Regions from separate parts of the Homo sapiens genome. Here region 2 is linked to region 1. A link is an interaction called in ENCODE POLR2A ChIA-PET data of the cell type or tissue named here. Cell type or tissue: CD4-positive, alpha-beta T cell. All regions are shown on one strand. Region 1 overlaps C21orf91 (chromosome 21 open reading frame 91). Region 2 has its middle 70 kb from the start of C21orf91-OT1.

What was found. ChIA-PET counts read pairs that join two places held together with the same protein. Peaks named below come from ENCODE experiments on the same cell type or tissue, not always from the same donor. Only the 100,000 strongest peaks of a DNase experiment are listed, where the experiment ranks them.
Region 2: POLR2A ChIA-PET joins it to region 1 with 5 read pairs; 3 of 35 experiments call an interaction of 5 or more read pairs at or near these places.

Annotation. Positions count from the first base shown.
Region 1 is chr21:17,788,236-17,792,235 of GRCh38, reverse strand. It overlaps C21orf91 (chromosome 21 open reading frame 91), which reads left to right. Exons shown (of 5, transcript NM_001100420.2): 5 at 1-3,262. All of the region lies in intron 1 of C21orf91-OT1 (C21orf91 overlapping transcript 1), which reads left to right. The region is part of intron 2 of LOC124900465 (a long non-coding RNA gene); the gene reads right to left. Among named protein-coding and RNA genes, the nearest start is that of C21orf91-OT1, 2.3 kb to the left of the region's middle. In CD4-positive, alpha-beta T cell, no CTCF peak of the experiment used is centred here; a DNase peak (open chromatin) is centred at 2,409; H3K4me3 peaks cover 1,373 bases; H3K27ac peaks cover 2,669 bases.
Region 2 is chr21:17,720,716-17,724,715 of GRCh38, reverse strand. No RefSeq gene overlaps it. Among named protein-coding and RNA genes, the nearest start is that of C21orf91-OT1, 70 kb to the left of the region's middle. In CD4-positive, alpha-beta T cell, no CTCF peak of the experiment used is centred here; no DNase peak of the experiment used is centred here.

The DNA.
Region 1 (4,000 bases):
AAGAGTTTTTATCTAACAGATTGTGCCAAACAGCTAGATAAATTTTAATAATGTATTACAGTAAAGGCTATAACCAATGCAGAATTAAAATGGGCTCTAAATTCTGTTTTTAACTCATGTTTAGAATGTACTTATGAGGTAGATCCTTGCTTGAAAGTATCTGCTGAAAAGCCCAGTAACGTGGCAGCTTCATGCATAAAGATATAAATGACATTTGCCTTAAATTTGGCAGCCTACCCTGGCTTGGGTCAGATTTTGTTGTTGAACACAAGAAAGTATTTAAGCAAAGAAACACTTCAGTTTAATTGAAAACAACTTTTTGTAATGCTGACGTGTTAAATTGGCCTGAGGGTATTAATTGATATCTGTTGATTTTGTTTTTCTTTGAAGTATAACATTACTTTTTGGAGGGAATTTTTGAAAGATGCTTTCGATTTCTCTCAATTCTTTAAGTCATGCAAAATGAATTTAAAATCCAGGGAGTATGGATGCATTGCCTTAGTTTTGATGAGCTTTAAATTAAATGTGTGCAATATCAAAATATTCAAACTTACAAGCTGGGTAAATACATTTCCTGATTAATATCTTAGTGCTTAATTGTTCCCACATTTTCAAATTTGACTTTACTCTTTTTTGGCGTAATTCAGTAAGATTGTTACCAGCCAGTGTGTTTGCACACATTTGGGTTTGTGTTTAGATGAGTTAGGGACAGTCATAAAAGTTGGGGATATGTTGCATTTGATATCAATAGTAGCATATTTCCAGAATATGAGCCATAAGTTGCAGTCCTGAATACAACAGTGTTATCCAAAGAAAGGAGTTTTCTGACAAATATACATAGCTTTGCTAATGAGTACGGAACAAGTGGATGAACGTGTGCATGTGCTAAGGTCTTAAGTGGGACTCTGATTTATTCCATTTAGATATTTCTACTTAAGCTCTAAAAAGGAGAGGTGCTCTTAAAAAAAACTTTGTGGTGCTGGTACTCACACTACTTTATTTGGATGAGTTCCTAGTAAAAAAAACTTTTTGTTGAAGTATTTTGCACAGCAGTTTATCCAAATGTTTGGTAAACTTATAATTTAGTCCTATGTTAGTTTTCTTAATCAAATATGCAATTACTGTGTATGCAAATATAAGTATCAGGTACAGAGTTGAGTTCTAACAAGAGAACATGAAATATCACAAATATTGTTTTCCACACTTGGCTATTCTCTACAGTTGTTAGTAATTTTTGAGAATGTTTTGAAGCATATCTCATGTACTACTGTTTAAAAAGTGGCAAAACAGACTGCCAGTCATCCATTACTAAATTTTCAGAGCTTATATGATTAAGGGGAGTGAGATAAGACAAATCTTTTTCACGTTCAGTTTTATAATTTGACACGTTAAATTGAGTTTTAAAAATTAGAAAAGTGTTTTTGACCACACAGGTTGTTCTCTTTAAAGTTCAGCCTTATAATGAAGCTAAAAATCAATTATGTTTTACTTTGAGATTATCATCTTATCCTTTGATCCTCATATTAATATCTAAATTAGTCTTTTTTAAAAGGCATGCACTTGAGACTCCAGTAATAGATGATTCAGGCAGCAGAATAGTGTTTTGTTGTGTCGTTGACTATGCACAATGGTGGAGCAAAGACACATTCTTAGTTTTTCAAAACACATGTTCATTTTACCACAAAGTGCCCATTTTTATATACATTTAAGGATTATTTTTTCAATGTCAAGTTCATGTTAGTGATTTCAGAAATATAGTCAAAATATATAGTCAAATATATCTTGACAGGCATCTTGAGATTTGGTTTTTCATTTTACTATATTTATGACTGAAAATGGTTTTGTGTTTTCTTTATGTTGTTTATATATTTTTTACCTTAGTGTTTACACTGGTAAGGCTTGTTAGTCCATTTTTGTAGTTTTTTTAAAGTAAGCTTTTAGATCTATTTGTGTTTTAATGTTTCCCAGTTTGGGTTTTGTTTTGTTTTGGAAGAATCTGCTTTCATTATTAAATTATAAAATGTAAATGCTCTAAAGTAGGAATTTTTAAAGAGTAAATTATTTGTGTAGCTTATTAGGAGGTTCAGGTTAGTGACCATAAAGTGGGTTACTTGTACATGAAAATTTGAAATGGTACCATGTAAAATTCTTCTATTGTCAACTTTTTCTGATGTATGCCAGTTCATTTACTGACAAATGTTGTTACTAAGTGCTTATTAAGAAGTGTAATACGCTATAAAAAAGTTAATACTTTTTGTTCAGATGTAAGGCAAAGATAATTGATGCCGTTTCAGTGTATGATTGTATTTTTAACTTTTACGTTGGTGGGAGTAACTATTTGAGGAAATTTGTGGTGAGAATTAGTAAGAGATAAAACCCCCAACAGTTTATTCTTACCAAGTAAAGTTTTGTGGTCATGGGGCAGGGAAGAGTTTATTTACCAGAATACTAGAGCCCTCACACAAAATAAAGGTAACTTGGAGGAGGGCTATAATGCTTGCATCTCAGTATTTTCATTTCACTTCATCCTTTCATAATTGCCTTGATTATGGTGCAGTCTAACCTATTAAGCAACTTCTGGCTATGGTAACATTGATATGAACCATATTATATCAAGTCTCCAAAACATCTAGTTTGTTAACATACACTTTCCCTGTTCTTTTTAGTTTGAGTCCACATTACTAATACATTTTAATAATATTTAATTATTTCACAATTTTAAGTTTACCAAAGTAAACAAAAATTCATGAAGATGAGTATTGCCCTCTCCCAAAAAAGGTTTAAAGATTAGTTGAACTTCCCTCAACTACACCTAAAGCAAAGGGGAATTTTAGTAAGTGTGTGTACCTTGTTTCTTTCAGACGCATCTAGAATGTTTTTCTTTCACCGTACCTCCAAAAGAGGCAATTTAGAAAGTATTAAGTAGTGACTTTTGTTCAGTTCCATTTTGTGTGTGTGTGTGTGTGTGTGTGTGTGTGTGTGAACCTTGCTTTAAAACAGTAGCGTATACTATGGTCATTGAACTTAATCTCTCTGGTGTTAGAAATTTACTTTACAAAATTGTGTTAAGACTTTTGGAAAAAGAAAATGAAACTGCTGTGGTAAAAACCAAGTTTGTTTCAAAAAAGTAGGCAATTATTTGGCTGTTATATTTTCTTTGAAAACTGCAATAATTTATATATTTGTATTGCTCTGCTTGGGAACTGTATATATGCTTGTCTACTATTTTTAATTTTACAACAATAAAATAAGTATTTTGTTATCTGCTAGCTTGAGTGGATGCTTTGAAAAGTAGCTATATTTTTTTAAATAGTGGGTCTATATGGTTTTGCTTTGCAGGTTTAGGGAGTCTATAAATGATCTTATCTGACAATTTCTTGTAATAATCTTACCTTATCTCTGATACTTAATATTCTCTGTTTCCCAACAATACAGAAGCAGGAAATAAGTTGCCTGTGACTTACTAGATGTGTATGCAATTTTTTTTAATTGGGGTGTAATTTATATACAGTAAGCACAAACATTTTACTGTATTGTTTGAATTTTAACAAATGTATGCAACTGTAGAGCCATCACTCCCTTTGGTTCCCCTCACAGTCACTTCACTTTTTATTTCCCTTCCACTGATTGTTCTGATCCTTTTTTTTTTTGAGATGGAGTCTCACTCTGTTGTCCAGGCTGGAGTGCAGTGGCACGATTTCAACTCACTGCAACCTCCACCTCCAGGTTCAAGCGATTCTCCTGCCTCATCCTCCTGAGTAGCTAGGATTACAGGTGCACACCACCATGCCCGGCTAATTTTTGCATTTTTACTAGAGACGGGGTTTTGCCTTGTTGCCCAGGCTGGTCTTGAACTCCTGACCTCAGGTGATCTGCCCGCCTCAGCCTCCCAAAGTGCTCGGATTACAGGTGTGAGCCACTGCGCCTGGCCTGATTGTTCTGATCTTTATTACTGTACTTTGCATTTGCCTGCATTAAAAACTTTACATAAATGTAGTGA
Region 2 (4,000 bases), 68 kb after region 1:
AAAAAAAAAAAAAGCTTTTACCACAAGTGGCAGGAATTAACGTACAATTGGAAGAGGGCCAAGTGGGCGACCTGAGAGATCCAAGTGCCTCAACAAATATTTATTAAGTGTCTCATCTGAAAACCCCATGCTATGTGGATTCTGGGGATGCGATGGCAATCAGAAACAGACACTCCATCATGGAGCCAATGGTCTTGGGGGAGACAAATATATGATTTTAAAAATGTGCACAGAAAACATAGAACTCAACTATGCTAAGTGCTAAGGAGAGACAGAGTCCCTGAGACTTCGCACTGGGATTGGGGGGATTTGGCCTAGTCAGGAAGGTCAGAGAAGACTTCCACGAGAAGAGATAATAATTGAGATCTGAACAATGGGTTCAAGTGAAGAGAGGAGGAAAGAGTGTTGAGGAAAGCCAGGAACATGTGCAAAAGCATATGCCAAGGGAGCACGGAAACTGGCAAACCTTCGGATTCAAACAGAGTTTTGGACCATCAACCTTTGTACCACGTGGGAGCTAATCAGAAACGCAGACTCTCAGGCACAATTCCAGATTGACTTAACCAGAATCTGCATTTTAACAAGATTCCCTAGCAATCTGTACACATTTTAAAATTTGAGAGACTGAAAGAAGACCAATGTGGTTGGAGCTGAGGAAGTGAGGGGTGGGGTATGGTGTGAGCCGAGGCTAGACAAGTGGGTAAAGTCCACCACCCAGAGTTTCATCAGCCATGTTGAGGAGTTTGGCTTTATTCTTTTTTTTAAAGAGATGAGTTATGTTGCCCAGGATGGCCTGACACTCCTGGGCTTAAGTGAATGGGCTCAAAATATGCTCCTGACTCAGCCTCACAAGTAGTTGGGACTACAGGCACGTGCCACTGTGCCCAACTCAAGTTTGGCTTTACTCTAAAAATATTGGAAAATCATTGAAGTGTTTTAAGTCTGGGCAGGGAGGGAGGTTGTAGGAGGAAATCTAACCTTAGAGTAGTAACTCATTAGACAGAATGAGAATTAAATGTGATTCGCATTTAGAAGGCTATTACAGATGTCCAGGCAGGAGAATATGAGAATTTGGACTCCAGAGATGAAGGTAGAGGTGGAATTGGAAAAAAAAAAAAAAAGGAATGGATGTGAGACGTATTCAAAAAATGAAGTCAGCAAGACTTGATAATTGTTTGGATTTGGGAATGGGCGGATGTGATAACATATAAAATGCTTTCAGACTTGCACAAATGATTTTCATGGTTTTTCTTGATTTTCACTGTCTTATTTTGGCACCAACAATTAAGCCTAGCAATGCTGAATAAATGAATGAATGAACTGAATGGAAAGTTTGACGCAGAGTTTTAAGGGTGAGATCATGATTTGGGCTTTGGAATTGTTGATGGGGACTACTATGAGTTGAAGTGGGCCTCCCAAAAACATATGTTGAAGTCCTAATCCCTGGTACGTGTGAATGTGACCTTATTTCGAAACATAACAGACAATAGATGTAATCAAGTTATGATGAGGTCATATTCGACTAGGGTAGGCCCTAATTTTTTTCTTTTTATAAATTTAAGGGGTATAAGTGCAGTTTTGTTACGTGAATATATTACATAGTATTGAAGTCTGGGCTTTTAATATAGCCATCACTTGAATAATGTACATAAGTAATTTCTCATCTGTCACCACCACGCCCCACCATTCCAAGTCTCCAATGTCTATTGTTCCACACTCCATGTCCATGTATACATACTATTTAGCTCCCACTTATAACTGAGAACATTTGGTATTTGACCTTTTTTTTTTTGAGATGGAGTCTCACTCTGTTGCCCAGGCTGGAGTGCAATGGCACAGTCTTGGCTCACTGTAACCTCTGCCTCCCGGGTTCAAGCAATTCTCCTCCCTCAGCCTCCTGAGTAGCTAGGATTACAGGTGCCTGCCACCACGTGCAGCTAATTTTTTTTTTTTTTTGTATTTTTAGTAGAGATGGGGTTTCGCCATATTGGCCAGGCTGGTCTCGAACTCCTGACCTCATGATCCTCCTGCCTCAGCCTCCCAAAGTTCTGGGATTACATGGGTGAACCACCGTGCCCGGCCTTGACTTTCTATTTGTGAATTGCTTCACTTAGGATAATGGCCTCCAGTTCCATCCTTGCTGCTGCAAGAGACATGATTTCATTCTTTTTATGACTGAATAGTATTACGCTGGGTGTATATACCACATTTTCTTTATCTAATTATCGACTGATGGACACTTAGGTTGATTTCATATGTTATTGTGAACAGTGCTAAGATAAGTATGAGTGTAGGTATCTTTTGATATAATTATTTCTTTACCTTTGGTTATACATCCAGTAGTGTGATTGCTGGATCAAATGGTAGTTCTATTTTTAGTTCTTTGCGAATTCTTCATACTATTTTCCATAATTGTTATACTAATTTATATTGCCACCAGAAGTGTATAAGCATTCCCTTTTCTTCACGTTTTCACCAACATCTTTTTTTTTTTTTTTTTTTACTTTTTAATAATAGTTATTCCTATTGGTGTGAGATGATATCTCATTGTGGTTTTAATTCGCATTTTTCTGAGATTAGTGATATAATGAGCATTCTTTCATATGTTTGTTAGCCATTTGTATGCCTTCTTTCGAGAAGACATGTCTTTTTATGGTTTTTGCCCACTTTTTAATGGGATTACTTGGATTTTTTGTTGTTCTTGAGTCATGTGAATTCCTTGTAAATTTTGGATATTAGTCCCCTGTTGGATACATAGTTTGTGAATATTTTCTCCCATTCTGAAGATTGTTCATTCTGTTGATTATTTATTTTGCTGTGCAGCAGCTTTTTAGGTTAATTAAGTCCCATTTTTCTATTTTTGTTGTTGTTGCTTGTGCTTTTGAGGTCTTAGTAATGAATTCTTTACCTAGACTAATGTCCAGAAGAGTTTTTCCTAGGTTTTCTTCTAATATTTTTATAGTTTCAAGTCTTACATTTATGTCTTTGATTCATCTCGAGTTGCTTTTTGTTTATGATGAGAGATAGGGGTCCTGTTTCACTCTTCTGCATATGGCTAGCCAGTTTTCCCAGCATCATTTATTGAATAGGGATCCTTTTTCCATTAGCTTGTTTTTGTTGACTTTGTTGAAGATCAATTGGTTATAGGTATGCTGCTTTATTTCTGCCTTCTCTATTCTGTTCCACTTGTCTATGTGTCTATTTTTGTATCAGTACCATGGTGTTTTTGTAGCTTTGTTGTGTAGCTTGAAGTCAGTTAATGTGATGCCTCCAGCTTCGTTCTTTTTGCTTAGGATTGCTTTCACTATTTGGGATTTTTTTTGGTTCCATATAAATTTTAAGATTTTTTTCCCCAATTCTGTGAAACTCGATGTTGGCATTTTGATGGAAATTGCATTAAATCTGTAGATTGTTTTGGGCATTATGGTCATTTTAATGATACTAATTCTTCTGATCCATTAAATAAGATAGTTTTCCATTTGCTTGTGTCGTCTACAATTTCTTTCATCAATATTTTGTAGTTTTCCTTGTAGAAATATTTCACCTCGGCCGCCCGGGAGGCAGCGGCTGGAGGAGCGGACGGGCCCCGCGGGGCCCGAGGGCAAGGAGCAGCCGCCTGCCTTGGCCTCCCAAAGTGCCGAGATTGCAGCCTCTGCCCGGCCGCCACCCCGTCTGGGAAGTGAGGAGTGTCTCTGCCTGGCCGCCCATCGTCTGGGATGTGAGGAGCCCCTCTGCCTGGCTGCCCAGTCTGGAAAGTGAGGAGCGTCTCCGCCCGGCCGCCATCCCATCTAGGAAGTGAGGAGCGCCTCTTCCCAGCCGCCATCACATCTAGGAAGTGAGGAGCGTCTCTGCCCGGCCGCCCATCATCTGAGATGTGGGGAGTGCCTCTGCCCCGCCGCCCCATCTGGGATGTGAGGAGCGCCTCTGCCCGGCCGAGACCCCGTCTGAGAAGTGAGGAGACCCTCTGCCTGGCAACCACCCCGTCTGAGAAGTGAGGAGC